Regions from separate parts of the Mus musculus genome. Here regions 1 and 3 are each linked to region 2. A link is a loop called in an ENCODE intact Hi-C map of the cell type or tissue named here. Cell type or tissue: left cerebral cortex. All regions are shown on one strand. Each heading gives the region's core, and the rest is flanking DNA. Links, peaks and the distances in the headings are about the cores only. Region 1 holds the start of Ptn (pleiotrophin). Region 2 overlaps Dgki (diacylglycerol kinase, iota). Region 3 has its middle 120 kb from the start of Ptn.

The links. Peaks named below come from ENCODE experiments on the same cell type or tissue, not always from the same donor. Only the 100,000 strongest peaks of a DNase experiment are listed, where the experiment ranks them.
Region 1: a loop joins it to region 2, with 2.8 times the contacts of the local background. A loop is called at or near these places in 3 of 42 quality-filtered maps.
Region 3: it touches region 2 in a loop (9-fold over the local background); 21 of 42 quality-filtered maps call a loop at or near these places.

Annotation. Positions count from the first base shown.
Region 1 is chr6:36,808,769-36,819,497 of GRCm38, forward strand. It overlaps Ptn (pleiotrophin), which reads right to left and starts at 1,411. Exons shown (of 5, transcript NM_008973.3): 1 at 1,126-1,411. In left cerebral cortex, for the core only: CTCF peaks have their summits at 1,311 and 4,197; DNase peaks (open chromatin) are centred at 1,352, 1,850 and 7,425; H3K4me3 peaks cover 590 bases; H3K27ac peaks cover 1,945 bases.
Region 2 is chr6:37,032,269-37,042,997 of GRCm38, forward strand. It overlaps Dgki (diacylglycerol kinase, iota), which reads right to left. Exons shown (of 34, transcript NM_001081206.2): 13 at 2,316-2,429; 14 at 595-732. Among named protein-coding and RNA genes, the nearest start is that of Gm52857, 130 kb to the left of the region's middle. In left cerebral cortex, for the core only: CTCF peaks have their summits at 4,959 (motif pointing left) and 6,421; DNase peaks (open chromatin) are centred at 5,122 and 6,407; H3K27ac peaks cover 369 bases.
Region 3 is chr6:36,685,742-36,696,470 of GRCm38, forward strand. No RefSeq gene overlaps it. Among named protein-coding and RNA genes, the nearest start is that of Ptn, 120 kb to the right of the region's middle. In left cerebral cortex, for the core only: a CTCF peak has its summit at 5,913; a DNase peak (open chromatin) is centred at 5,907.

The sequences.
Region 1 (10,729 bases), core at 1,133-9,132, 220 kb before region 2:
TTTCAAGAGGAAAGATGCTGACCCACTAGAACTCTGTTACTTTGTTCTCCCCTGAAGTGTGCATTCCTTCTGTGAGGCACCCACTCTACTTCTGAAGTCTCGCTCTGCTCCTACAGCTCCAAAGTCCTTATTACTAAGGAGACAAGAACTAGTTAGCAATCTGTATGTGAGTTACATGTGTGCTCTTGTATTTATATGCCACATCAGATCCCATAGAAGTGTGTGTGTGTGTGTGTGTGTGTGCGTGTGTGTGTGCATGTGTGTGTGCGCATGCACACACACATATTTTAGAAGAGAGGAAAGGTTATGTTTTATGCACAAAAGAAGTGACTTTTCTTCTCAAAATATATTATGGAAACAACTGGAATATCACCTCAGAAATTCCGGGTGTCTGCCAAACTCGTCTTTACCACAACCCTGGCTTATTTGGATACAACTGAAAACGTAAGTGCTTCTATGCCAGTTGGCATCCCAACCAAGCAAAGGTAGACTCCAAAGTGTGCCTTTGAAACTTTGGACTGAACTGTTTCTAGAAGCGTTTCTGGGCTCGTGGGCAGGCTAGGGAGTGCAGGCTGCTCTGGCGGAGATGTTTCTCCATCAGCAGACACAGGAGGGGCAGGCTGCCAGGCATGTACCACACCTAGAGCGGGCAGCAATTGGCAGTTGGCAAGCTCTAGGGCAACCTGAGAAGTGGAGGTAGGAAATGAGACCTGTCTACTGATACACCCTTTCTTCTCTCTCATGCCTACTGGGCCAGACACACCCACCAAAGCTCCAGGTTTTACAAAGAGCACAAATGTGCCCTCTCCCGCGCTTTGCATGCTCTGGCAGGTAGCAGGAATTCGGTCCCCATGCACTCTCCACAGCCCAAAAGCTGCTTTCCTTCTTCCCATCCAAGCACATGCTAGGTTACTTAGCTCATTCCCCCCAAAATTTCCTTTCGGCTGTTTTGCCTTCTGGAGCAAGTCCGTTTTTAAAAGCAGTCCTATTTAGCGGACTCCAGGCAGCCTCTCTCCTGCTCCAACCCCCTCCACGTACTGCAGGCTACCAGAAAAGTGGCTTTGGGGGGTAGGCACACTGCACCAGAGACCCTTTGGAGAAAACCACAGGGTATCTTGCACTTACTTTGGCTTGCAGAGGTCCTCGCTGACTAGCTGGCTGCCTTTGTTGCAAAGTGCGGGCGAGGTTTCTGCAGACTCCAGGTATCGCTGGCTGATGCTCCTGCCTGGGCGGCTGCGCTCTGCTCTCCCCCCTTCTGGATGGATGACTCAGTGCTTTCTTTCTTCCCCTCTCTCCACTTTGGGTTTTCTTGTGCTCTGGGGCTTCCTTGGCGGGATATTTGGACGGGTAGGCGGGGAACCTGATCCTGCCTTCACTCAACTACACCCTGCCGGGGAGGGAAATAGAGAATGGGAGGGACGAGAGAGGGCAGAGAGAAGAAGCAGGCTGTGCGAGGGAGGAGGGGAGTGCTTTGCCCCCGAAATCTGATTGGGAAGCTTATGAAAAGCAGGCTACTCTGGGGGCAGTCTTTCCCCAAACGGATCTGTGTAGAAAGACCATGGGTTATAAGACCGTTTGTTCTTAGCACCCACCCAGCACCATATTTTTTGTACAAACTCCCAAGAACCATGTTTTTCTCCCCCTCCCATGGGTCCATAGCTCGGCTTATCAAGCTGGATATCTTAATTGGAAAATTGACAGCATTTTAAACTACAGTTTTGGTACAGCTTTAAACACACACACACACACACACACACACACACACACACACACACACACACACACACACACGATATTCTATTCGAGATTGGGGGAGCCATGTGCAAAGGCAGCTGTCCCTTGCTCTCCGCCCCTAAAGGCCTCCCTGCAGGGAGTCCCTGCTAACTTCAGCTGACAGTTGCAGCTCACCTCCAGTCACAAAGCTGCAAAGCAGTTTTTTCTGGGTTGTCACTAGGAGTGACAGATCTCTGAAATTTCCCAATTAAATGTCACTTTCCTTTAGGGAATTTTTCCATTCTTGGCTTCTTCGATGCCTTCGGGTCACATATTTTGTGGCATGCTCTTGGCAAAGAACACAGGGGGGTAATCAGTGTGGCTCAAGCTCTGGGGTTTGTAAGAATTAGAGTGGGCTTCCTGGCTTCCTGAGACCTTCCTCTCCTTTAACCAAGGAGAGCAAAGTGACAGTTTTGAGTCACACATAGAAACTGACCAGAAAAGATGGAGTAAAACCCCAATTTGCCCAAACACGGTCAAATTATAAAACTGGCTCCAATTTCTCACCAAAGATACATCTCTTCAACTCAACTTACAGATCCTATGGATTCCGTAGGGTGTTTTAAGCCCTCACATCTTAAGACCACTCCTTTCCTAAAATTACAGCCATTGGTTATGGCAAGTGGTTTTAAGGACTAGGAGTCTTCTATTGGCTGTTACCTGTACCAATGTCCAAGAGTAATCGAGGGACAAAGGTGACCCTGCAGGAGTAGAGCTTTTAGTCCACTAATCTTCGTTTCTGCCCCTCCCCCCACCCCGCCCTCCAACGAAAAAATGGACAGAAATTCACATTTACACCTGATCTGTATTCTTTACAGTCTCTTCTGCTAAACCACCTTTCCACACACAAATTGCACATGCCTTCCTCAAGACCAACTCCCAGGCTATGCACATCCCTGTTTGAAAGTTCATCTTTGCCATGAAACAGTCCATGTGAGTGTTCATCTGGTGTCACCTGTGTACATCATGAACTACTCATAAGCTTTCTTTACTGTGAGAAAAGTTCACCATTTCCTACAGTTCCACAGTGAGCTAAGAAGATGACAGAAAGACTTTCCTTTTTGCCCCTTAATTTTATCTTCATCTTTAGCATATTCCTACTGTCAGTTCAGTAGACCATGCCAGATTAATTATGGTGCTTGTTTCTGGTGTTGGTAAAGCAAGCATGAGAGTCTCATGATGTCAGTTCTATCTCATTTGCTGCTTCAACATATAACATTTTGATTAAAAAGGTATATGTAAAAATTAATTACATCTGTGGTTCTCAAGTGAGAGCAGTTTTATCCTCTAGGAGACAGTTGGTAATGTCTGGAGTCGTTTTCAGTTATCACCACTTGAGGGAAGATAGGACATATCCCGTCAGTCCTCTGGTGAATAGAATGCTACTTAAACATCCTATAGACACCTCTCTATGGCTCAGTGAATACAGTGCTTTCTATGTAAGTATAGGGCTGGAGTTTGAATCCCTAGGACTCACAAAACAACTTAGGCATGCTTGGTGGTCTATTTGTAAGCCTGTAATCCCAGCACTTGGGAAGCAGGATCAGGGGCTTCTTGGAAAACATTGATTAGCTAGTTTACCCAAATCAGTAAGCTCAAGTGATATCGTCTTCTAACCTCATGCACACATATACATACACACATGCATGGGTGTGGGTATGCACACATGTGAGCCTGCCTTAACATATGGACAATACTCACTCACACACAAATTAGTTCTCCCAAAATCTAAATAGGGTCAAGACTGAGAAGCACTGGTGACATTATTTTCCATGGTATTTTGAAAACATGGAAAACACAAAAAGAGTATTTCTTTTCATAAGTACAAATCTATAACAAGTCAATACGTTGCACTTTAAGTCAACAGAGTATTTTCGCTAACGCTTAAATAAAACACTATTAGCGCCTCCTGAGATGCCCTACTTCAAGTTCACAAGTCATAGGAATATTGATTCCAGATTTCTATTTATTTCTCTCACTTGTCTATTGTTGGTAAGCACTTAAGTATTTGACTGGATAGAACCCTGAAGAAAAATGTTAAAATATTGATGTGCAGAAAACGTATGTATGTTCTCCATTAACAAATTAAAATCAGGGACAAAATAATGTGGTTAGCGGCTTGAAAACATATGCTGTTGGGAGACATAAATTTCAGAGATTAAATTTTGAGTGGTGACCTAAAAATATGGAGGAAAGTGGTCATGTAAAAACCAAGAAGAGCTTCCAAGCAAAAAGGGTGCCAACTAGCCCAGCTGGAGAGTTAGCAGAAGGCTCAGCTCATGGGAGGCTACTTCCACTGTAAGCAACTGAACTTTACTCCAAATGGCACAGGTGCCACTGAGAAACGACAAACTCTGACTGGTTTCACAGGGTCCCTCAGCTGGGGTGCAGACTCAGCACAGGAGAGCAAGAATATACCCAGAGTCCCCAGTAGGAGGTTCTGTGATTCTTCCATGACTAAATTTCTCCTCCTGCCCTCCTGCTGGGAGAAACTAACTCCAAAAGCTCTTGCTCTTCAAAGCTCCCAACATTACTGGCTTCTCTGCCTTGCTCAGCCTCTGCAGGTGAAATGAATGACCCCTGGTACACACATTACCAGGCTAACATGCAATTAATGGGAGGTGATTTGAAACCAGGGAAACTGTTATGGCTTACAGTTGTTTGGAAAACGAGGCCACCAATCCCTCAGTGACAGATACCAGGAGGCAGCAGATTTCCTGGACATTCCGCTTGACCGAGGTGTTTGGATTCTCAGTTACCACTCTCCGCTTAACCCATCTCCCTGGAATGCAAAGGAAATTCATCAAGCTACCACAACTCGAAGGCAGTCCCAGGAACATGTCTAACGAAATATATTGTGTGGTTAGTTGCTTTTTGAATCCTGCCTCTTCTCTTTGCCAGCATTGTCTATCAGGCTAAGTGACCAAATAAGCAGATTGTATTCCTTAGACTTTCACCCTGTGAAAAATATCTGGAATTAACTACTTAAGAAAAATTTAGCCTATATGTTTCACATATTAAAATCATACCAGTCAGTCGCTGATTAATCTAAGTAGCTTGAGATAGCGCCCCCCAAGCCTTTTGGTCCTTCCTTACAGAAAACTGTAGACAATAGCTTCCAGACTGTCAAAGCAACACAGAAGAACAAGTGTCATCAGGGGTATCACTCAAACAGACAGAAAACATCAGGTCCAAAATACCCAGTGTGTGTGTGTGTGTGTGTGTGTGTGTGTGTGTGTGTGTGTGAATGTGCGTGTGTGTTGTCCTTATTGTGTGTTCTTGTCAGTGTGGACATATGAACACGTAATGTACAGCTATGCTTTCCTGTGAAGGTCCATGGACACTGCTGGGGCTTTGTCCTTGACTATGTTCCACCTTTAGTTTTAGAAACAAGTTCTCTCTCAACAAACCTGAAGCTTATCAGTTCACCCAGGCTCTCTGGCCAATGAGCTTCACAGATTCACCTTTCTCAGCTTACCCCATGCTGGGCTTACAGGACTGCACCACCACCACCCCAGCCTCAGTGTGGGCTCTAGGGGTTCAAGCTTGTGTCCTTGTGCTCTTGAGAAAGGCACTTTTCCAGCTGAGTCATCTCTCCAAGCCCCAGATCCCACATCATAAAACAACAAAATCCACAGAAGAACAATCCCATGAACATGGCTGTGACAGCTAAAGTCCATATCATCGTGTCAATGTAGGCAATTTATAAACCGTATAAAACTGTATAGCAAAGTTTGATTTCATGTCAAATTCAAATGCTTATCTCATCAGCATGGCCAAGTACCTGGCAAGAGCAACTTAAGTGAGAAGTTTATTTGGCCTATGGTTGGGAGATTTTAGTCCATCATGGTGGTGAAGGAAGGACCAAACAGCTCAGTGTGTGTCACCAGGAATGTGAGGCCACTGTCACTACATTTTATGGTCTGCAGAAAGCAGAAAACATTCTGGGTGCACCACTTTGTACTTTCGCACTTCATTCAAGGCCTGAGCGTTATAGTCAGAAAGGCCCCAGAAGTCTCCAAAACAACTAATGCTACTGCCATCGCCTTTGGTTACCTGTCATGACTACACAGCAAAATCCAAGTTACAGGGGAAAACACAGATCAGTGGTGTTACATAGTGCAGGATTATGTGTATGCTATATAATGGCTCACCACCATTTGTAACTCCAATGTCAGAGCATCAGATGCCTTCTTACATCTGTAGGTGTCACCAGTGCATCTGGTACATGGACATACATACAGGCAAAACACCCTTACATATTAAATACAAATAAATAAATCTTTTTTAAAAGTAACCAAGAAAAACAACAAAGTAATTCTGGAAGTATAAATAAATGTTCCCAGAATATATGTGTGACAAAATTATAACCTGGGATTTTCTTAAATATCTCATAAAACTCTCAATATCTCATAATCAGAAGTCAGTTGCCGGGCGTGGTGGCGCATGCCTTTAATCCCAGCACTCGGGACGTAGAGGCAGGAGGATTTCTGAGTTCGAGGCCAGCCTGTTCTACAGAGTGAGTTCCAGGACAGCCAGGGCTATACAGAGAAACCTTGTCTTGAAAAACCAAAAGAAGAAGAAGAAGGGGAGAGAAGGAGGAAGGGGGAGAGGAGGAGGGGGAGGAGGGGGAGGAAGAAGAGGAGGAAGAAGAGGAAGGAGGAGACAATCAATGCTCTGAAAACTGGGCAAATGATTTGGACAACCTTAAGGGAGAATAGATAAATGCCCATAAGTACCTGAAAAATATCTAATTATATTTGATCCATCTCAGAAATGCAAACTAAAACTCTAATGAGCTTTTAACTGCACTTACCAGCAAAGAACTACCATTTAAAGACTGCCAACCCTAAAAAAACAACACAACCACTCTGAGAGACAGTATGGCAGCTTCTTATAAATTAAGTATGAATCTAGCATATAGTCAGGCTTTAACATTAGACTTTTCATTGTTAGGTAGCCGCTCAAGAGAAAAATATGTCATACAGAAAGATTTGTGCATAAATGTCCATAGCATCTTTATTCATCATAGCTCAAAACAAGAGGCAGATGATGTATCATTAAAATGTCGTACAGCTATTGAATATTATTCCACAATAAACAACAGCTAGCAATGCAACAAAGTGAATTAATTTTAAAAGCATAATGAATGAGAAGAATTTCAACACTTAGCACATGCACTGTGACTCTAATATCTGATATTCTACAAAAAGAAATTTCAATCTATGTGGCTAAAAGAGACATCAGTGTTTGCTTGGCCTTGACAGTTGGAAGTCAGGAGAAACAATCAGAATAGCAAAGAGTCTGTCAATGTGGTGGCTATGTAGGACATTTTTCAAAATGTCATCAAGCTGTAAAGTTAAAATAGGTTCATTTGATTGTACATAGTTAACTACAATAGAGAGTTGTGGGTTTGTTTGTTTGTTTGTTTTAATTATCACATTAAATTCTGGGCCAAACACTGCATTAAGTAGAGACTGTGTGTAAAGAAAAATATATATACATTATGAAGTAACATGTCCTTTAAGATTCAAATGAATCTATTTTAACTTCACAGCTTAATGACTTTTGAAAAATGTCCTATGCAGCCACCTCTTCAACGGACCAGTTGCTAATTCTGAATCATTTCTCAGTTCCAGCTGGCAGGCCTAAGCCAACACTCATGTCACATTGCATGTGCTAAGTGTTGGTGTTTTTTCATTCATTCTGTTTTTGAAGTTGATTCATTTTAAGGACATACATTCCCTTTCAACAACTGCAGCAACAAAACCGTGTTCTAGGATGTTGACAAGTAGCAGCTTCACTTGAACTATTCACTTTTATTTACTTATTTCAAAAACTAGATTTTAGTGTCTAACATTGAGAGCTAGTGAATTGACAGTCAACAAGGAAGAATGTAACTGTAGTTTAGTTCTCTGTTACTGTGATAAAATGATGACCAAAGCCAGCTTGGAAGAGGAAAGGATTTGTTTCAGTGAGTATATCATAGCTCTTCCCTTAGGAAAACCATACAGGAACTCAAGGCAGGAACCTGGAGGCAGGAACCGAAGCAGAGGAATGCTTGGCCATGGACCAGAGGCCATGGAGGAATGGTATCAAAGACTGTAGTGGGCTCAACCCTCCCTTATCAATTATTAATTGATAAAGTGCTCTACAGAATTGCCATTGGCCAGTCTGATGGGGGCAGTTTCTCAATTGAAATGTCCTCTTCCAAAATTATTCAGTCAAGCTGACAAATCAAAACAAAAACAAAACAAAAAGTCTCTAAGCAGCACAGTTATCAAGGGTGTCCGTTATGTCCCACGACTGACTCACCCAGAGTGACAGGCCCTGCCTGCCAAAAGATGACACATTACTAACACATGATTTTGACTTTAAATCAAAAGACTGCTCCATCAGTTAAAAGGAAAAGCCACCAAACCTTAGGATAAACATAAGGAGACAGGATAGCCTCAAGCAGAGGGGTTGGGAGTATCATGAAGTCTATTTTGCGGTGGGTATTGAAACTGCCTTTGCTATTGATAACACAAAGACATGGGAACACTCCAAGCTCCAGATTGACTTAATGCAAATCATATGTAGAGAGGCAAATTTGGCATATGTAGAAAACATGGAGACAGCAGCCTAAAAGGATAAAAATGCAAAAAGTGGTTGGTATATCGTCAGGCTTCCATTTGTGAATCTGAACTTCCATAGCATCAGGATATAATGTACTTGGAAAACAGCATCTAAAATCTGGTCCTTCCTAATACACATATGTCTTTATAGAGCCTAGTGTGCTGTTTCTATCAAAGCCAGTGACACTTCTCTGTGGCCTCTGAACACTGCCTCCTGCCCGATTCCTCCTTCACCACGGCATGCTTCTACCATGACCCCGCCCATAGAGCAGCCTGAGCATCAATATCACTTCTCAAGATCACTACTTACTGAGTCAAACAAATGGTTGTCAGTTGGAAGGAATGCAGACACAGGAAGAGGGTCAAAAATGAGCAGCCAAGTCTCCTTGCTCTGCTGTGGAACATGTTCTGACTTTAGGTAAAAGAGCAATGGCTCTGGACCTTCATTTTTTTCTCTGACAGGTGAGACTAGCAGCTTTTAACTTTCCATTAAGTGTTGGGATTTGATATTTCATAACTGTGGGGAATTAGACATCCCTAAAGAAGATGTGTCCACAAAAGTACCTCTTACTTTGACTTCCAATCCTTACAGTCTTCTCCTATCAGTGTTTCTCAACTGGTGGGTTATGACCCCTTTGGGGGATTCAAACAACTCTTTCACATGGCTCGCCTAAGAACATCAGAAGTGTCAGATGTTTACATTATGATTCATAACTGGCAGATTGAAGTAACAAGGAAAATAATTGTTATGATTGGGGGTCCCCACAACATAAGGAGCTGTATTTAAGGGATTTAGCATTAGGAAGGTGGGGACTAACTGCTGTGTTAGATGATCAAGCGTGGCAACGATGCTGTTCCTCGGAATCCTGTAAGTTTGCAGAATTTTCCCATGTATTCATCATTTAGCACACACCATGACCTGTATGAAGATGACCGTCATTGTTCCCATTTCACAGGAATCTTAGGTGAAATCTCCTAATGGGGACAGTGGTAACTTATCATGGAGGTAATTGGGGTTTTTGGTTGGTTGTTTCTTTTAATTTGGGAGTTTTTACACAATTTCCTCTGCCTCTCCATGGATGGCAGAAAATGTCATGCCCAAGTAAACTGGATTTTACATACTAATGGCAGTTTTGCAAGGTAATGAAAACAGGCAAGGTTATAATGTATACTGAATTTTGATGTTCTTTAAGTCATTAATCTTTATCCATGTACCCAAACATGTTTAGGGGAATCAGGCAAAGAAATACAAACTGGAGACATTTGGTTATGGCTGCTGGGGCTCTCTGGTTTACTGCCAAATCAGTTGCTTGTGGGTGATTCATCATCCCAGTTTGATTTTGGAAACAATTTTCAGTTTCCACTAGTCATGAATATTTAAGACCCTATTATTATTTGAAACCAACTTTACCCTATGATATTCAGCACAGCATTTTCCAGGATTCAAACAGAACGTGGCTCCAAGATGTCATTACATGGATGGAGTCTGCAATGCAAGGAATCGAGAAAACTCTCAACAAATGCATTACATGTGGCTGCAAACACACAGGGAAAGACAAAGGGGGCGATGAAGGAAATGTCCCCATAAATTATGCTCACCAAATTATTCTTCGAGATAAAATATCAGGATAGTCATTAATTCCTTAAAGTGGGAGAATGTGATAGAGAGAAATTTAGAAAGCAGAGTCAGAAGGGAGGGGATAAAGCCAAACATACTGACTTCTTTGTTTATTCAAGATTGATTTATAGCTTCTTATATCTCTAAAGCAGTTTTTCTTTCAAGAACCATCTTATCCATTTCCTGGTAAATGTGCATAACAAAATAGATACAGATGTTGGATAAGCAAGTTAGAAATGGACACTTTCCTTAGTCCTAGCTCAGTTTGCAGCAATTTCTGCTTCTACCCACCCCACCCCCCTGCCCTGCACCGCCCCACATGGGTCTGGGTTGTGCATGAAAAGAGAGATTCTGTGACTAATATCAATGAGACAAAGAAATGAAAGTTCTCTAATCCCTGGGCCAGGCGCCAGCCTTTCCACTGTACGGGGCCATTGGCCAGAAATCCCACTGTATGCTGGGCCCAAAGCCAACCAGGACTGGATACAATGAGTTTCACAGCCACCTTTTCAGAGCTGACAGCAAATGTTGGGGCACCAACAGCCTTTGATAAGAGCTCCAACTTTCTCTCTAACATTTCTACCCCATAATAATACAGCTTTTCTCTCTCTCTTTTTTCCCCCTCAATTTATAAAGCAGTACTCTCTTGAAGATTGCTTAGTGCTTTGAGAGACTCGATCTCATTCATCTCAGTACTTATGGGCAGAGGAGCTGGGGCTGG
Region 2 (10,729 bases), core at 1,231-9,230:
TCCTTCTGAAAGGCCATTTGCCTAATGCTTGGGAACATACACAAACTCCACCTTCCCATAGACTGTCTGCATCTAGCTCAAGAGATTAACAGATGTTTATATGCTTTCCCAGTGTGGAGCTGAAGACAGAGAACAGGTCCCATAGCTCTGGAACAAGTAAAATATCTGAGTCCTGAAGGCTCTGTAGGGAGCATTCAGAGAGGGAGCTGGTGACAGTATGCTCAGCCCTAGGAGCCAGAGACCCAGAGCTATCCTGTTATCTTCTAGAAGGCAGGGCCCATGAGTGGTATCCTGAAATGTATGTCTCACGGCTCAAGCAGATGCCCAGGGCTCCATCAGTGGAAGGAGTCTCCCCCACCTTAAGTTTATTTCTATTTTTATTGATTTGCATGCATATATGTGTGTATGTGCACATATAAGCCAGGGTCTACAGAAATCAAAAGAGGGGGGCAGATTCCCTAGAGCTGGAGTACCAGATAACTGTGAAGCAGCCAATATGAGTGCCAGGAACTGAACTCCTGTCCTCTGCAGGAGCAGTGAGCACTCTTAACAGCTAAGACACCACTCCGGTCCCCAAAGGAAGAGCTGTCTAACCTTACACACGCCATCTTCAAGTTCTTCGGGCGGCAGGTCTGGGTTTCTCTCTACGTGGAGGTTCCAGCGATCCAACTGTACAATGGTCCCATCTTCCACCTGGCACAGGATCTTAGAAACAGGCTCATCGGTGTAACCCTACGGACAGAATCAGAGCACAGACCCTTGCTGTCTGGGTCAGAAAGCCCTGCAGTGGGTGCCCCAACAAGGCAGGACGTGGTCAGTCATAGTCCCACTGCTTTTAAGCCATCAAAGCTGGAAGAGTGAATGACTTTCCCCTCTACGTGCTTTAAGATAATGTTTCAAGGAAGGCACTAGTTTTGCCTGACCTGAGCTGAGGAACTCCTTGCAGTCAGCAAGAGCCAGTGAGGGTCATGCTGGATAACTATGCTTACTGGAGTGAACAGCAAGATTCCCAAGCCTCTTGCTGGAGGAATTTGGGAGCACCCATAAGTGTGTGGGCAGGGGTAAAAGGGAGGGACCAATAGCTGATCTTGTGTTAGGATACCACCCATCTGTGGCCTGAGGCAAGTCAGCCTGAGAAGCAGGGACGAGGAGAACAGCCCTCTACTGAAGGAGTGTTTGTGACAGCATGGTTATTCTAGGTAGTCAAATACTGGATTTGGGTAGTACATTTATTTTTATACCAGCCACTTAAAAAGAGAAAAAGGTAAGGCAAAATATAACAAGAATAACAAAAGATAAGTTAACTCGGTTAAGGGCCAAATCAGTGTCTGCTATGGATCTGTCACATAGAGTGACCATGAAGATCCTTGTCATATGAAACAGATGTCAAGCAAAAACCTAATAAGAGGGATCTAGGGAGCTAGCAATGGACATTAATTATTTTTTAAAGAATATTTGGATTTATTCTCCCACAATTTCGTACACCTATATACTGTATTTTGATCATATTCCCCTATTATCCTGTTACCTGTTTTCATGCCCTCCTCATCAAAGCTTCCTCCTTACAACTATCCCTCTTCAGCTCCCACATCTTCTTCTTAATGGTTCACTGAGCTAAACTGGAATTCCCTGGTTGAGTGTGAATGTGGGGTCATTAACTGGGGCTGAGCTATTTACCAGGGACTACACCACTGAATAGAAATGACTGCCTCCATCAGCTTTTAGTACCAATAGCTTCTGGGCTGGCATGTTAGTGTCTGGTGGCTTCTTTTAGTTTAGTACAAGATAGATATATACATGAAATGGCCAGTTAGCAACAGGTGGGGCTTCCCTCACACCTTCCAGAGAATGGTACGCAATGGGAGGGACAATCAAGATACCAGTCTCATCAAAGCTACAATAAGGATCATCAGTAAACCTCCATGTTCAAAAGAAGTAGTGACTGATTCAAAGGATAAGCCTTAATTCTAAAGCAGATTTGCCATTATGGCCAGGGCTGAGGGTCAGGGTGACCGGAGATTGGCAGAACTGCTTCTCATGACCACTTGAGACTGACCCATTGGCCATGCCCTGGTAGATACTTCAACACTCAACCTATCTGTGCACTAACCATGTGTTTTCTTCACACTCAACCCCTCCTCCCTGGATGATTCTAAGTCTAAAGTGAAGAAATGACAAAGAAACAGGCCATTTGAGTCCCACTTCTAACTTGTCCCTCTGACAGCAGTAGCTTACTGCTTCTAGGGGCGAGCACAGAGTGATCTGCAGGTCTGGCTTGCTCCTCTATGCTAAGGGCAGCCGCCTCCAGTTCTTACCCCTCCCCAGTTGAGCGTCCGAGCCAGGTCATTCCCAGTCCCCAGTGGAAGCACCCCCACAGGAGGCTGTGGGCTCAGCTGCAGCTCGTCCAGGATGGAGAGGATCCAGCCCACCTACAGACACATTGGGGGCCAGAAGGGAGAAGAGAAAGACAATAAGTCACCAGGAAGGAAATTGAGGAGGCTTGGAAAGGTCAGAATGCTTAAAACACATGTTTAATACAGTGGTCAGACAACAGAAAGCCTGCTTACTTCAAGTGCTTTCAAAATGGTCAAACCTTAAATAGGAAAAAAGACCACTTTATGCATGCTTTATTATATAATCAAATGGGGACTCATAAATCTGCATGTTTATCTAGAATGATACTTTAAAATTTAGGGGAATTTAAGGTCATTTAGATGGGGTAATAGAACAGAGTACCAGAGAGAATATAAAACTCAGAATCAGACTAAATTCCAATGCAGCTCATACAGGCTACAGAACCTTGATTAAGCTGCATAACTTTACAGAGACTAATTTATTTGATTTTCAAAATGAGATAATGAGACCTACTTCACAGGGCCGTGTACAGCTTAAACCACAACGCATCTAAAGACTGAACACTGGTCTATGGCCGATACAGGCCCTCGTTGCATGACCACCCTCCACAGCATCATTTTGGAAACTCGTAGTTTTCCTAATTGTCCCTAAAAATCTCTTTTATGATTCACTATGGAGACAAGACTGTGCATGGACTTAATGTCTCAGATAAATCTAAACAGAAAGTACATACTAGGATCACAAGCCCCGCTTAATCTGTGTTCTAGAAGAAAAAAATCCTTTGAATTTAGCCATATTACAATACAAACAAACAGCTCCTAACCTCAGCATAGCAAAAAAGAAACCTACATGTCTTTAGGATGTCACACAGACCCACGTTCCATACATAGGTCTCCCTAATAATTTTCAACTATGGCTTACATGGTGGAAGTACAGATGACACATGTCAAGAAGAGATTATGTTAAAGGTTATGACTTCAGTTCCGGTTGCATATTAACCCATTCTACCCCAAATTTGGGGCGGAGGGGGGGGGAAATCCTACTATAAGCCACTTAAAATTCTTCTCCTATTCTCTGACAGATGAGCCTTATCCTTTAAGTGTTCCATTCCAGAGCTCAGCAAAACAGTGACATGTTTTAGTCTATACTTGTATGAGTGTCATGGGGTTTTCTTTTAACAACATGCTAGCACTGCATTTAATGAGCACCACCAACTACATGCACAACAGAGCAGAACGGCTGAAATAACGAGATTAATGAGCTGGGCTATGCTGGATAAGACAAAATGGCTGCCCTCAGAGTTCACGCTGGCAGAGGATGGTACACTGATTACAATCTCTATGCTATCCCCGAGCAACATCACATTATTGAACTTCAAAAATGTCAAGACGAAGCCATTACTATATGCCAACATAAAAAGACTCCGTAAGATAGTTTAATTTTAGTTTCCACTTTGTAAGGGAGTTGAATGATAGAGCGGCATTAGCATCGCATCATTTATACATGAGAACTGCCGTTCATAACGAGGTAAGACTAACACCAGTTAGTGAGGCCAGCATTTTTAGTGCCGCAGAGGAATAAGTTTTCATAAGGAGGTGAGGATCGCAAGGCCTACCAGCACAAGCTCACAGTTCCAAACTTCTCAGGAGGCTGAGGGAGGAGGATGGTGAGTGAGGCCAACCTAGGCAATTTGTGAAGCCCTATCTCAGGACAAAACAAAATAAAGAGGTGAGTGGGGTGTAGCTCAATGGGAAATCTCCTGCTGGCATGCCCCAAGACCTCCCTAAGTTCCGTTTCTAAAACCGAAAAACTACTAACTCAATAATACCAAACCTGGTACTGGGAATGGCCTGACTATCTTAGAGGCAGCAATATGTGATTTTTGACATCTCTGGATGTAGAGAAAGCTCCAAAATTCACTACATGTGACACACTACAAACACAGATCTTCCTAAGTGTTAAGAAGCCATTCCTGGACCATCCTTAGATTGTGACCTGGATTTCTTTAGCTCTTTTTGCTCACACCGTGCCAGTCAAGTGGTCCAGGTGATAAGTCGGCTCTCGTGGCTGTGCCAAACACTGTTTCCTTGCTACTAAAAGCACAGCTAAGCACAATGAAAGCTGAAAGAACTGGGAAACTGTAGGAAGCTTGTGGAGGGTCATAGAAAGGTCACAAGCATCCAGAATGATAAACACAGATGCAGACAGCACTAAGAGAAACCAGAGCTGCAGACATGCAATAGAACTCAGAATCTAATTCAACAATGCATCCAGAGAAGAATATTGGATGCTTCCCCCCCCAAACTTCTCTGAGTCGCCCGTCCTCACTCTTTTTATTTTTCTAGATTTAAATGAGAGATTGTTCTTATTTTAATTTGCCTATATCTCTCTTTCCTTGGGAAGATATTTATATTAGTTCACCCTTACAACATCTGATCTTACTGTAAACACAGCAGTAATAGAAGAGAGAGCTGAGAAAGACATCTTCTTGTCCATCAACAAAACACAGGGCATTAAAGGTGAGGTAAAGAAAACCTTGGGGCAGTGGAGGAATCCAGTCTGCTGTCTGTCTAGTAATGAGGGATGAAAGCAGCCCCCTGCTGGCTAGAGGCTGTACTGGTACCAGTGTTCTCTAGGCAGGGGGAAAGAAGGTTGGAACAGAGTACAGATGCCCACTGCCTGAGGCCCGGCCCCGGGACTGTAACTTGGTATGTCTGGAAGAAACTGAGAGAGCCTCTGTCTGGTAAACAGTTAGGCCAATCTCCCACAAACCCAGGGATGTGTTTCTAGCATGGAAGCTTTCACCACCCACAGCAGACACAATTCTAGTCTGATAAGTCTTAAAATACTCTGTGAGGAAACGAAACAGAGATCGAAAGCGAACATCAAACAACCGCCTCTGAACATGAGCCTACAAAGAAAAACTCTAAGTCACTTGAAAGCTCACACTGAAAGAGATGGAAAAGCAAGAGGATTAGCCACCAAGAAAGGAGTCCTGCGACTGCCTGTGATGGGTTTGGCAGCTGCCAATCAAATCTTCTCAGGCTTAGCTGCTGTCTTGCTTTCTAAAAGAGTGGTTCCCAAGGGATGGGCTTCATCTGCACTCAGCTCTACACAGAGCCTTGGGGACTTTGAGGATCTTGTACCCTCATCTTCAAGGACAAAGTACACTTCTTCAGACTTTCACACGAAGATGTCTTTACACACAAACTGGATGCGCATTTGTGTACTATGTACGTGGACGTATCTGCTTGTGCCTGTGCATGCATATGACAGCATAAGGCAGCACCGTAGCGGGGCAGAGAGCACAGGATCCAGAAGGAGACGCTGGCATTGGAACCAAGCTCCCATGGGTACTGGAGTGAGTGGACCAGTCACTAAGCACACCCCTTCCTCTTCTGTAAAGTGGAGAGTAACGGTGACTGCATGCCAGTGTCATTTTCTCTACTGGACGTGCAGACCTTGCTTTGCACATGCCTGACAACTAAGAAATGCAAACTACCATACCCTTGCCTGTCTTCACACCGGGAAGTCTGTCTTTTGTAAACCATAGATAAAACCAGGAGTCAACTTTCCTGCAACTGAAACAGGCCATCCAAAAGAGATGGGCACAAATGTGCTGCCATAGCAGGAAAATTGGGGGATCACGGGTAACGTCCTACGTGCTTGTCCTTATAAAAGCAAAACAAAAGTATGCAAAGGATCTTCAGGCCTCAAAGCTGGGGGAGTGGGGAGGGCTCGACCTCCCAGGTTGTTATCAGAAGCCTGCTCTTTTCACGATCCCAGATTTCAGATTACAGGCTCTCAAATAGGTTCTCTGTTTTATCCGGCTTTAATGTTCCCCCAAATTATCTGTGCCAGCCCACTAGTCCCATTCCAATTATTTCCTCCCACTGGTGAAGAACATTATCCAGACTGAACCAACACATTCCCAGCTTCCCCGCTCTGCCCTTCAGGACCATCAGGACTGGCAGCTTGAGAACTGAGTCCTCCTGCGTTGCCTCTTGCCTGAGCAGGCACGATGCAGCAGCAGCAGCTGGCCAATGCTGCCACCACCTGCCTGCTCTCAGCTCGAGCTGTCACAGAAGGACACCGAGTGATATTTGCCTTCCACGGTGCACTGACAATGGACAGGGCTGAGGAGTGTGGATGACAGTGAACTGACATTTTCCTCTGACAGAACAGGCAGAAAAGAACGAAGCCCACCTTGGTGGAGAATGGTACGTACATCCCTCCACTCTCACAGAAAAGCAAGGCACAACAGTGGACAGGTACAGCCATCCCTAGCCCTCTGTGTCTAGAGGTTCCTTATCAATGACTTAAGTCATTGCTTGGACTGAAGTTTCCAAGCAAACATTCATGTCTACACTGCAGGTGCACGTTTCCTTCTGGTCACGTTTCCCTAAAAACGAAGCTATTTCCATAGCATAAGGGGGCCAAGTCTAAAGATGGTGTGTGGTATATACAAGAATGCATGTAGGTCCCCACAGAAATGTTACATCATTTTATATCAAGGACTGTGCATCAGACAAGTTGGTATCTATAAGGACTCTTGAAACAAGTCACGCACAGATGCCAAGGAAGAAGTAAACTACCATTTCCTTTTAGTGCTTTATATCCTTAACTTTTAACCTATGATTTAATTTTAATTGTATAACTTACCACACTATCTGAAGAAATATGATTATCACTAAGCAAGAAAAAAATAAAGACAAAATAAAGTATAGATATTTGGATATCTATCCACTCCCTTCTACTGATAAATGCATGCAGAAGTCATAGCATGTGCTTTCTCGTAGAAGGGAAAATACGGGGGTGGGGGACAGAAATCAAGGGAGGACAGGGTTTCACATGATCAACTAGGCCCTACCATGGTCCTGTCTAATTTGTCTTTTTTCTATAATTTCTGACCTGCAGTCCTACCCGTTCAGAATTAGGGGCCATCTACTACTCTTAATCTAGGAAAGCCAAATGAACAGGAAGTGTGAAATGAAGGGCAAATGTCAATCTAATTGAAGATTTTTAACAAGACACTAGAATCGCTAACAGTGAGCTGGATGGTCTCGCCTAGTTTCTCTGAGTCAAGACCCAGATGGGCAGAGGTCACAGGCTATTGCACAAGGAGCCATAGTAGGGGTGCGTGCAGCAGAAGTGGCCGAGTCCACTTGCTCTTCCACGTATGAGCAGAGTAAGCAGCACTAGATGTCTGGCAGTATGGTATAACCAAGAAAAAAGACACATAGGTATAATTTTGCCAAAGAGTGATAATTTCTAATAAGTCTTTTATTGTGAGCATGAATGTTTCAGGACGCTCACGTGTTAATCTGGGTTTTATTTCAGCACAGGGATCAAAGAGGGAATCACACCACCCAACACCTGTACCTATGTGCCTCTGACCTGGGCAAGTCAGGTGCAAAGAGACCACATCTGTGCGACCTAGAGACAAAGCCACTGGCCACTGAATGGCAGATCCAAACTGGATGGCTGCATACCTACTGTATCAGTCAGACTGCAAAGGCACTGTAAATAGCATGTGTCCTGGCTAGTTTTGTGTCAACTTGACACAGCTGGGATTATCACAGAGAAAGGAGCTTCAGTTGAGGAAATGCCTCCATGAGATACAACTGAAAGGCATTTTCTCAATTAGTGATCACGGGGGAAGGGCCCCTTGTGGGTGGGACCATCTCTGGGCTGGTAGTCTTGGTTCTATAAGAGAGAAGGCTGCGCAAGCCAGGGGAAGCAAGCCAGTAAAGAACATCCCTCCATGGCCTCTGCATCAGCTCCTGCTCCCTGACCTGCTTGAGTTCCATTCCTGACTTCCTTGGTGATGAACAGCAGAATGGAAGTGTAAGCCGAATAAACCCTTTCCTCCCCAACTTGCTTCTTGGTCATGATGTTTGTGAAGAATAAAAACCCTGACTAAGATAGCATGTAAAATGGTTCACAGTAAGTTACATCTTGCATGCTGTGGTGTTTTCTATAAAATGTAAAGGAAATATGAAACAAAATTTGCCTACTACTTTTCAATGTTGTTCTTAAAAATGCCTTCTAGAAAAAGTCAAACTACAAATGTGGTTTAACCATAATGCCCATGGACAGCAGTGGTCTGAACTACTACACCACCGACTTTGAGGAACCTTAGATATCACAATAGTTGTCTTTACAGATTTAATAATGCCACAGAAACAGTAGAAAAGCCACATTTTTCCATATCCACTTCCAAATGCGTTTTGGAACTGGATATGGAATTGTATATTTTATTAATATAAAAACAAAATAACTGATATTGAAGCCTAAAACCTTTTCTCCAAAATAATACATTTCTACATATTACAGAATATGTTGCATACTTCACATGGTTAATATGTGAGCAGCTGCCACCAAAAATATTCCCTCTGTGATTCCTCCTTGAGTGGTGTCACCGCTCGGGCAGAATACTGACAGTATCCAGTGATGTGTTCACTAACCGAAGGCTCCATACCTCGTGTCAAACGTGTGTCCAGCATGTTGGAGAATTACACTCCTTTTACTTAAAGCTTGCAGTTTGCCCCACACAGAGTCACTAGGCTGTCTCTCTGTGTTAATTCTGCCTCCATGCAATAATAAGTCTCACATTCCAGAGGTTTCAGAGAGGGCTCCACAATTAAGAACGCTGGCTGCTCTTCTGGAGTCCCTGGGCTCCACTCTTAGCACCCACATGGTGGCTCACAACTGTTGCAGGGGATCCCGTGCTGTCCTCTGGCTTCTTTCACCACCAGGCCTGCACATTGAATACAGGCAAAATACTCATGCATGTATGAAAATCTGAAATCTCCACATTCCGAACCAGCAATCACATGGGATAAACATTCCAGAAACCTCCTCTGCCTACACAGACGCCTCACTTTAACATGGAGGAATGAAGTAAAATCAAGTTGATTTAAGGTGGCTAGTTAAAAGCTTTTATTCCTGCTGACAGAACATCAGATGCTAACAAGGAAAAGAATGACGAACCTATGAAGTGCTCCAACACCAAGCACATTGCTCTCACTGTAGACACAACTATCGCCCCGAGCACAAGAAACTCACGTACAGCCGGGTGGTGGTGGCACACGCCTTTAATCCCAGCACTTGGGAGGCAGAGGCAGGTGGATTTCTGAGTTCAAGGCCAGCCTGGTCTACAAAGTGAGTTCCAGGACAGCCTGGGCTATTCAGAGAAATCCTGTCTCGGAAAAACAAACAAACAAACAAACAAAAAAAACAAAACCCAAAACAAAACAAAACAAAACAAAAAGAAACTCATGTATTTGTAAACTCCATGGAACAACATGACAAGTGAAGTCAGGAACACAGATCAAGTGCCTAAGAAGAAAAGGAACAGTCTTGTGTAGTAGTGATTAACGGTGGTGTGCATGATGAGAAGACAGAAGAAAGGACCAGACTGGACACAGCAGAGGAAGCAGGTCAGCTGTGTATCAGAGGGGCAGGCGACAGACAACAGCACCAAGAAGCTCACCGACACTGAATGCTGGGATTGAATCTGATAAATTAAAATCAGCAGTTCCTCACAGCATGACTGGGTTCCACTCACCACCCTGGGTTGGTTGGTTTGGTTTGGTTTGGTTTGGTTTGGTTTGGTTTCCCCCATTTAAATTGCTTTTTTGAAGACACCATTGTTTCTTGGTCACAAATGGTTGTTAATTGTGCAGTCTCTTCTTAAAATTCAGCTTCCTCCTGTGTCTTGAAGCCTGTTTTCTGTTTATTTTCCTGACAGATCAACCTTTCACCTTTCTATTCTTCTATTATTTTTCAATTTTCTTTGGGATTTTATCTCAAGCTCCATAATTGTCTCACATGGGACAAGGGGCTTGGCTCCCTTCCTGTCCTGTAAGTACTGAAACCTCATCTTTCAAAATAGTTACCTGCCTGAAGAGAAGGCTTCAGTACTGCAGGACCTAACCCTGTGCTTCTTGGAATATGTGTCTGCCTAGAACATAAAACAAAGGAGAGAGGAGGAGGGGGGGGTCCCAGCAGGGATGGCTACTTGGGAGGGGCTGGAAGAGGGGAGGCACCCTAATCAGTAAAGATCTGCAGCTTAGGGATGGTAAGTAGGCTATGCATATGGATTTGAATTTAAAAAAAAAAAAAAAAAAACTTTTGAGCCCAGGTCAACAGACGTGTCAGGTTCTATCTAGTTGTCACTGAAACTTAAAGAAGAAGAGTGTGGGAGGCTGAAGTCACAAAGGAAGGTAAAGCAGCTTGTAAGATAAGGGAGGCAACTGTAGCTAAGATTCATAATGAGTTTCACCTTTCATTAAACGGTCATCCTGGGAGCTGCTGACACCACAAAGAATAATCGCCAGAGGATGTAATTCTTAATATAGGGAGCTAGTAA
Region 3 (10,729 bases), core at 1,057-9,056, 350 kb before region 2:
CTGCGAATAGAACAGCAATGAACATGGTTATACAAATGTCTTTGTAGTAGGCTACAGAGTTCGTTGGGTATTTGCCCAGGAACAGTATAGCCAGATCATCTGGTAGTTCTATTTCTTTGCTTTTGAGAAATTTCCAGACTTTCTTTCAATGTGATTATTACTTTCCCCTCCCACCAGTAGTCTGCATAGTCCCCTGCCCCACATCTTCTTTAGTGCATGCTCTCCTTGCTATTCTTGATTATGGCCACTCTGAGAGAGATGAGACTGTAAAGTAGTTAATATTCATTTCCTAGCTTTTAAGGATGTTGAAGACTGTTTTAAAAATATTTACTGGTGAGTTGTGTTTCCTTTTTTTGAGAATTATCTGTGCAGTTCATTAGATCATTGATGATTGACAGTTTATCTTCCAATGCCAGTGCAACACAATGCCAATATCCGTGTTTCAAAGAAAAATTCTAGTACCAAGATATGCATCCTGGGTTTAACAGATAAGTAGCAGGAGACAAGCAATGTTTCCTTGTTCAGATGTGCTATGGATAGATGGTCTTCAAAGCCCTCAGAGACTCACAGAGAATATGGCATTTTTTTTTTTAATTTAAGACCTTTTGACATTAAACTATGTCAATTCCTGACAGCCCCTCATTCCACTTGAAAGATGATGAGCCTCAAGAACCTCCATATGGAGTTGGTTCAATTGTGGCAAGCTAGCCATCAGACAAAGGAAATGCCCTAACTTCATCTGCAGACAGAATGCTGTCCAAAAGAGACAGATTCAGGGAAGTCGACTGCCAAACTCTGCCAAGCAAGAGCAAGCAAGTCCTTATTCCCTGCTTTACAAAAGGTCTTTCGGATATTCTGGGCCAAAAGGATGAAGATGCTGCTGCAATATTTTAGAGACTATTGGGGACTGTCCAGGCAGTCAGCTGTCTCTGTCCTTTCTATAATTTTTGGAATCTGCATCCCTGAGCTTCCTGCATATTCAGGTAATATTCGCTTCTTCTCAGGTCTTTGATGGAGTTGAAAACTAGATAGTCATAATTTTACTATAAGCTTAGGTTGTTCAGGATATAAGAAGATGTTCTAGGTGTAAGAAGATATTTTTAGGATGCTAATATAATACAAGTTATGATAGAAAATTATTTAGATACAGAACTCTGAACTCATCAAGATAGTAGATAATAAAATACCTTCTCCTGAGTTTCCAAATACAGACTAGACTTTTTGAATGTAACTCTTACCTAATAATTATCATAATTGTTTCATAATTGTTACTGCTATATGTTATTTATTATTATAAGAGCAAGAGTCTTTTTATTTAGACAAAAGCTGGGAATTGTTGAGGTTGTGTCTGTTGCTATGTATTGTAATGCTAAATATTGGCCCTGTTTGCCTCAGGGTCAAGGAGATCCTCACAATACAACAAGTGAAGCTGTGTGACCTTGCACCTTAAAAAAACAAACAAACAAACAAAAAACAAAACCGGCCAGGCTGTGGTGGTGCACGCCTTTAATCCCAGCACTCAGGAGGTAAGCAGATTTCTGAGTTGGAGGCCAGTCTGGTCTACAAAGTGAGTTCCAGGACAGCCAGGGCTACACAGAGAAACCCTGTCTCGGAAAAACAAACAAACAACTATGGTTGAATAAAGATGCCTATGGCCTGTAGCTGGCCAGAAGAGAGGTAGGTAATGCTTATGTTCCCAACCTTGAGAGATGAAGACAGAGGAGAAGATTCTGTGGGATACATGAATAATGGAGACATGGCCATGAAGGCTGGCCAGTTGGAATAAGAGCAGCCCAGGCAAAATGAGACAAGTTTTATCATGGAATTATTGACAGGGATGTAGACAAAATAACTTAGAGGGTTGATATCTGCCCAGCTCTAACGCTTAAAAGCTTGTTGTAAGTATAAAGGTGATGTGTCTTCTGCTTGGGAACCGAATAATCAACAGTGGGGTGGAAACCCCCAAATAATTTTACTACACTCGTATATGATATTTAAGTATATAAGTATAAGATATATAAGTAGTGAGGAGTATATGGGATAGTTTGGAAGGAAGAAAAAGAATGGGGAAATGATATAATTATTTTATAATATTGAAAAATAAAAGTGCAAGAGTCCTTGGTGATATGGGCATAATGGAGGACCTGTACTGCCAGATCTTGACAAGTCTGAGGTAAGAGGCTGATGAGTTTGAATCTTACATAAGCTATATAGCAATATCTCATAAAAGAAATCACTTGTATGTTTGGTAGTTTAATAAGGAATGATTGTAAATATTTCTTTTCAAACAAAGCTTTGATAAACAAAGCTTATCAAAAACTAAAATTAAAATAAATATTGATAAAAAATAAATATTATCATGAGTAAGAGTTAACAATGTGGAAAATGCATCTAGATTTCATTAGACCTTCAAAAATAATCAAAAACACTTTAGAAATAAAATAACTCCTAAATTAATCTTACTATTTTTCCTTTAATTGAAAATAGATGTGTGGGTTTTTTCTATATCAGACCTTGATTATGGTTTCCCCTCCCTCTACTCCCAGTTCTTCCCCACTGCTGACATCCAGATCCACTCAGCTTTCATTAGAAAAGAAACAGGAGTCTGAGAGATTATACTAAAGTAAGATAAAACAAAAAGTAACACCTCAGAATAGGACAAAACATTATATATATATATATATATATATATATATATATATATATATATATGACACAATTTAAAACAATAAGGGGCCCCAACCTGACATTATGAGACAAGGAACCACCAAAGAAGTTGCTGAGTTAATGCTATATTGGCCATCTACTGCTGCGCATGCAGCCTGCCCATAAGAGTAATTTTCCCAGTGAGCCTTCCTTGGAGAAAACTAAATTTTTACTTTCAAGTAATTATTCGTCGGAGTTAGCTTCTGGGTCAGGCATGGGGCATGTGTACCTACTCCTTTCAGATCTAGGACCCCATCTGTTATAGTCTCATGCAGTCCCCGTACATGTGGCTTCTGTCACTGAGTTCACATGCACCTCAGACCTGTTCTGTTTTGAATGCCCTTGTTACCTTGGTGATCTCCATCGCCTCTGGCTCTTATACTCTTTTCTGCCTCCTCTTCCACAAGATTTCCCTAACCCTGAGGGAAGGAATTTGAGAGAATTTTCCCATTTTGGCTGAGTGTTCCAAGGTCTCTCAGTGTCTGTGTCATGTCTGGCTGTCTCTCTGTAGATCTCTGTGTTAGCATCTCTCTTCTGCAGGAGAAAATTTCTTTGATGATGGCTAAGCAAGGCCCTGATCTATGAGTAGAACAGAAGGTCATTAAGAGTCCTTTTATTGCTACATGGTTTTAGTAGAATCATAGTATTTGGTTTTACCCTAGGACCCTGGGCTATCTAGTTTCAGATTCTTGGTTAACTAACTCTTATAGCATTAGCCCAGGATCCAAATTAGAACTGTTGGTATGACCTGGATGAGGAGGAAAATGTGTCCCCCTGTCTTATGAGCAATAGAGAGTGTTTCTCTGACCAGCCCTCAGTCTCCTCAGAGCCTTACCTTGGGGATTAGCCAGCTCTTCCTGAAGGATCTCCTCATCTCCTTCCAGCCAGTGATTGATTATACATCTTCATTGCCTAGGCAATTCATGCACAGAATGTAGGATGGACTCAGCAGTCAAGGTAAGAAGAGGAGGGAAAAAAGTAATTTGGGACAAGCTGTGGTTTAGGTAGAAACTGTGTTTTAAACAACAACCCACTGATTCTATGGTAAGCCTGCTTAGCTGTTCAGAGGGTGTGCATGTGTGTGTGTGTGTGTGTGTGTGTGTGTGTGTGTGTGTGTGTGCTGTGTGTGTCTTCTTTCACGCTGAAATGAAAATGCCCTTAAACGTTAGAAATATTCTTTGCAGAGAGAAATAAGCAACCAAGACACTTTCCTCACTGATATCCCCTCCAAATATAAATAGTTTTATAAACATTTAAATATTTTCTCTGTTTCTTGGAAGATTATAAATGAGAGAGAGAGAGAGAGAGAGGGAGAGAGAGAGAGAGAGAGGCAGAAAGGGAAAGAGGGAGAGAGAGTCAGATCACAGGTCCAGTCAACATGGATGCATAAACCTCACACCTGAAACAGAGATTATTTTATTATCACAGAACTAGAAAAAACTGCTGGTTTATAAAATGACTTGCAACCCCAGTCAGCCCTCAAGGCTTTAGGGAAGTTAAGGCTTCCCTCCTCCCATCCTCCTCCCTAGAAATATTAACATAGGGAAAGTGAAAGCAAAGAACTTCAGAATGAGTTGATGGAAAAGAGAGATGTATAGAAAGCCAGAATAAAATTTGGGAGATGGAAATTACCACAGGTCAATGAATGCCTTTGTTGTTCTGGGATGTTCATTTCAAAAAGCAGGAAAATGAAAGATAGGCTATAAAAGTCTCATCAGATTGGCAGCCCCTGGCTCACTGAAGCCCTCTTTTCATCTGCTCTATTTTGGTGTCCACATGTCTTTCCCTCAGAGATCATCTGCCACCAAATTTCATTGGGGGATCCAAACTTCCATTTAAGTAAAGTATACCTCGGAGTGGGAGGATTTTCTTTACAGTAAACTAGAGTCCCAGAGTACTTTTATGCAAACTCTTTCAAAGAACAGTCCTCCCAATCCCGTTGTAAATGTCATTATTTTGCCTATATTACAAGACAGCTTAGCTTCATTAAGTGTCATTATTTTGGATTAGGTTCATCACAATCATTTTAAAACTTCATTCTGAAATTTGTCATGTAAGCTACTCTTCAATTTTTTATCATGTACTAATTCAGTAACTATGTTTTCTAAGTACTTAGTCATATCATTGATTAAAATATAACAAGGGCAAGAAGAATAGAATCAACAATATTGTGTTAGAAATACCCAACATACAGAAAGAGCAACTTAACTCTAGAGTGGTTGCTTGATAACACTCAGAACAATTCAGACTATTTTTCAGTCTATCACTAACCATGAAGTAAGAGGAGCCTTTGTCTAGATGGCATGTAGAAGCCATTACACCTAACATTTCAGCCCTATATTTTTAAGGGCAATATATTTTTATGTATCATTAATCGATAAATCTATATTGCCCACAACCAATAACCACATTAACTTGGCTACAGGATCTAAAACATGGTTAATAACTCATCTTTGATGTCATCCATCTGACACCATAGCAGTGTACTTGGGGAATTTTCTCTTTTTTCTAAAATAAAAAAGCCTTGAAGACGTAATTTTGAATATTGAATGTTCTTCTCGGCACACATATTCTTACCATTTTATTAGCTTCACAATTCCAAGCACCAACATTGTGCATTTCTAATATTTTGGAACGCTGTCATTATGTTGTAAACAACATAACAGTGTTTGGGTGCCAGAGGGTAGATAAGTGTGGGATTTCCATAGAAACAGGCAGAGATTCTTAATATTGCCAAAACAATTTGGCATTTTGAAGACAATTTGTCACTTCCAAACTTCCTGATAATTGGCCTTACTGGCATGACTATTCAAAAACATTAACACAGCATCGTACACCACTTAGCTTATTTAAAAGCTAAATATGTGAAAAGGTTTAAAGGTATTTCCTGGTAAAAAACCGTGGATTTGGATATCATACTTGAGACTTCAACCTTAGTTTTAGCAAATCTCGATATGGACAAGTCCTCATCTTACATTTTATGATCTCGTTGATTCTAATCATACACATTTTCGTAACTTCAGTCTGCCTTTTACTCGGAATCACCCTTCTCTGACCCTTCCCTGGATCTTTTCCAGGTTTGTTGCACACTGCTTAGGTAGGTTGATCACATGTTCCACAGCTTTCTCCCAGGGTGGATGCATTGAGGACTCTGCCCTCCACATCTTAATCACACAAGGGGACTGCTTCACTGCAGTTCCTTGAGATTCCACAGGATGGTGGCCTTGTCTCCACAAACCAGACTTCAAGTTCTGTGCTAGGACTTTATTAGCCTCAGTTTCAAGCTTGGGTCTCAAAAGCAGCTGTCAATCTGTTAAAGCCCCTAGTAACAGCTGAGCTTCCGAACTCCAGCCAGCACCTGTGGCTGTGATATAGACACAACCAGTGAGTTGCCAGGTGCCTGCACTGAGCAGCAGAATACCCCAATTCTCTCTCTCTCTCTCTCTCTGTCTCTCTCTCTCTCTCTGTCTCTCTCTATGTCTCTGTCTCTCTCTCTCTGTCTCTGTCTCTCTCTCTCTCTCGTAGATAAAAATTTACAAGTACTTAAATAATAAATAATATCTTATTCTGCTTCTTGTCCTCTAATCTTAATAATGTACCCCCTTAAGAGCATCATTTTTCCAATAAAGGAGTCAACACGGACTCTGAGTATCCAGCGCCAGTTCCAGCATGCTCTCTATGTCAAGTGTACACCAGGTGAGATTTCAAAACTCCAACACCAAAAGATAATGTAAAAAAAAAAAAAAAGATTTATGCTTTGATGTGTATGAAATGTTTCTATTATATTAAGTTAATATATATTATTCAATATGATTTCACTGGTTATTTCTTAACAGTATTTAACAGAAATTTTGAACTTGCATATAACGTGCTTTCCTGGTTCATATAAGAGTTCTATCGTACTGAGCTTTGTGGAAGAAGACTGGATGGCGTTTATTAAGCACTGAGGCTTCGGTATTTCAATACAACATTTCCTCAGATACTCAGCTTTAGCAGGCTGGTTGTTAATCAAGCCTTCTTTGGAACTGAATGCTAGGGAAGTGGTTGAGACTTTGGTGTGACTGTGACACGGATGGACCCTGAGCAGTGCTAAAGAAGAGCTGAGCTATTTTGGCTGACCATCAGACTAACAGGTGATTAAATGATGTATGGTTCCCCTACTTCAGCTGGGTTGATTTAAAAATAATATGATAGATTGATATTTTGTACTTTTTATTTTTTATTAGATATTTTCTTTATTTACATTTCAAATGCTGTCCCGAAAGTCCCCTATACCCTCCCCCAGCCCTGCTCCCCTACCCACCCACTCCCACTTCTTGGCCCTGGTGTTTCCCCTGTACTGGGGAATATAAAGTTTGCAAGATCAAGGGGTCTCTCTTCTCAATGATGGCCGACTAGGCCATCTTCTGCTACATATGCAGCTAGAGACACCAGCTCTGGGGGTACTGGTTAGTGCATATTGTTGTTCCATCTATAGGGTTGCAGACTCCTTCATGTCCTTGGGTACTTTCTATAGCTCCTCCATTGGGGGTCCTGTGTTCCATCCAATAGATGACTGTAAGCATCCACTTCTGTATTTGCTAGGCACTGGGATAGCCTCACACGAGACAGCTACATCAGGGTCCTTTCAGCAAAATCTTGCTGGCATATGCAATAGTGTCTGCGTTTGGTGGCTGATTATGGGATGGATCCCTGGGTGAGGTAGTCTCTCGATGATCCATCCTTTCGTCTTAGCTCCAAACTTTGTCTCTGTAACTCCTTTCATGGGTATTTTGTTCCTATTCTAAGAAGGAATGAAGTATCCACACATTGGTCTTCCTTCTTGATTTTCTTGTTTTTTGCAAATTGTATTTTGGGTATTCTAAATCTCTGGGCTAATATCCACTTATCAGTGGGTACATATGAAGTGACTTCTTTTGTGATTGGGTTACCTCACTCAGGATGATATCCTCCAGATACATCCATTTGCCTAAGTATTTCATAAATTCATTGTTTTTAATAGCTGAGTAGTACTCCATTATGTAAATGTACCACATTTTCTGCATCCATTCCTCTGTTGAGGGACACCTGGGTTCTTTCCAGCTTCTGGCTATTATAAATAAGGCTGCTATGAACATAGTAGAGCATGTGTCCTTATTTCCAGTTGGAACATCTTCTGGGTATATGCCCAGGAGAGGTGTTGCTGGATCTTCAAGAAGTACTATTCCCAATTTTTTCCCCCTGTGCCCATATCTTCGAGGCTTTGCCCCACTTTCTCCTCTATAAATTTCAGTGTCTCTGGTTTTATGTAGAGGTCTTTGATCCACTTAGACTTGAGCTTTGTACAATGAGATAAGAATGGACTAATTCACATTCTTCTACATGATAACCGTCAGTTGTGCCAGCACCATTTGTTGAAAATGCTGTCTTTTTTCCACTGGATGGTTTTAGCTCCCTTGTCAAAGATCAAGTGACCATAGGTGGATTCATTTCTGGGTCTTCAATTCTATTCCATTGATCTACTTGTCTGTCGCTATTTTTTTCTTTCTTTTTCTCTTCCTACCCAATTTCATTATGTTTGAGAAGCAAATAGCGTGTGGATGGAAAAGAGATGTTGCCATTAGAAGGGGGATGAACAGGAGTGGACTGAAGACCACCACCCTCAGTCACTGAACTGTTCTGATGAACCAGAGCGCGGCACACACAGTGCTACAACTAGCACATGAAAGCCAGCCAACCTAATGTAAGGTATAAGGCAGGGATACACAATTCTCTAAAGGATATAGAATGTCTATGCATTATTTGACTCTTCTGGAGGCATTTGTTGTGCAAGCAATTACAAAATCACAAATATGCCAGGCACTTCAGACTGAGAGCCGGCAGATTCTTCCCTTCATTGCTTAAATGCATTTTATTTTCTTTTTGTAGTAATGAGTCTTTGTTCGAATTCAACATACTGATTTAGAGGTGAAAACAGGCTGTCAGAATGCAGGAATTTGAAGTAACCAACAGACTTTGGTGAGATGGTTGAAGTACATGTGGTGGATACCTAGAGAAGATTGGTTCTGCAATTCATGAAAAAATAACAGCTGGACAGAGTTGATATCTAGTCATCACCTCACTTAAATACTCACATATGCCTTCCCCACCCACCTCGTATGTGCTTGACCTTTGTTGTATGCTAGGGATAACGTAACAGAGAAAAGAGTCCTTTCCTCTGATGATGAGTAGACATGCCTAGTGTTCTTTAGCCAATGATTTCCACTTTACTATTGCTAATAAGAAATTAATTTCCATATAAAAGGCTGTGACATGTTTAAACTTCTTTTTAAAACAGATTTATTTTGATGTGTGAATATCTTCTATGCATAAGTGTTTGCAAGAGCCACAAGATGGCTTTGGATCTCCTGGAGCTGAAGATACAAGAGGTCTCCTCTTGTATCCATCTATCTAGCCACTTCAGTAAAACTTTTGTTCACCTTGCTTTGTGACCAGGCCTCCTGCCCTCTTTGGTGAAGCTGCATCACTGTGACTCCACCTGCCTCTACCTCCCAAGTGCTGGGATTAAAGGTGCGCCCCACCACACCCAGCCTACAGTGTAAATTTTATGTGTCTCTTGAAACATAAATTCTTCAAGGACACTTTGTCTCCTTTCTTTACTGTTTTTCCCCAAGACTTAGAAGAGTGCCTGTCACATAGCATGTAAACCAAATTAAATAAGTAAATTATAGATATTAGATTAAATGGATCTTTAAGACTTGACTCTAAGAATTGGACTTCATAGTTACTATACATGTTTGGACTAGGTCATTGCATAGACCTTTAAGGATGCATGGATATAGTCAGGAGATAAGCCTGACCTCCTATCCATTTTCTCTGTAGACAGGTTATGCATCTGGAATTGCTTCCATTAACAAGGATAGCTTGATTTCAGTGGGTGCTGAGGGTTGCTCGGTAATATTGAAGTATCGAACATGAGTAAAGCATGAACATCCTTGTGAGAGTCAAAACAAAATCAGTGGTGTGGTGCGAATGTTCTCCTGGCAGAAACTTGGAATATTGATTATTTCCTTCCTAGACCTCTAAGAGGTGGACTGCCTGACGAAGTCCTACTTCATTTGTATAGGTAGGAAGATCTCCGTTTGGTGAACACATGGTTGACTTAAATGACTCAGTTACCAAATGGAGTGTTGAGTGAACTGAGCTAGGATTGCTAGTGGCACAGTGCCCAGCTGTGTGAGGTTAAGGGGTTAAGTCTCAAAATAACAGGGTCATGGAGTGCAAAACAGTCAGCAATAGGAATTAAAGAGCAGTTGCAGGAAAGAATAACAGCATAGCAGGACTCCCTGGAACCTTGATGGCAGACTACTCAACTTTCAAAACTGCCAGGAATGAAGATCTGTTGTTTAAGCCAGCAAGACTATGGTAATTTATTGCAGCTGCCCGAGCAACATAGGTACCATTTGTTCTTTGAGACAGCTAAAAGTGGGTGGGGTAGAGGGGGCACATCACTTGGCAATATATCAGAATGCTATTCAAACAGAAAGAAAGTAAGCACAGCTCAATTTTATTTCTTACATAGGAACACATGTCAGGAATTTGCCTAGAAAATCCAGAGGATAAATTCACTTTATGTGAGTTCTATCCAACTAGTCAAAATATTGAGAGAGTGTCATTGTGTCTCGTGTGGCTGTTCTACATTGCTCAGATATTTCCTCCCTTAGTAATAGTAACTGCAGTTAATATGTATCAGAGGATCATATAAAATATTTCTACTATATGATAAGATGAAAGAAAAAATAAATCTTTCCTTTTACATGTTCTCTATCTCTGTCCTCTTACATTTACCTTCTCAAGTATGACCTTGTAGTCAGCAAGAACACAGTCAGGTATTTCAAAATGACACTTGCTTCATGTACATCTATCTGTGGACTCTGTCACTCACAGCAGTACTGAGAGACCTGCCATTCCAGACTTGAAGGTATGTCTCCCTTCCTTACTTATCACCTTGATGTCATTCTTTTCTCACCAAGCTCATAAAATA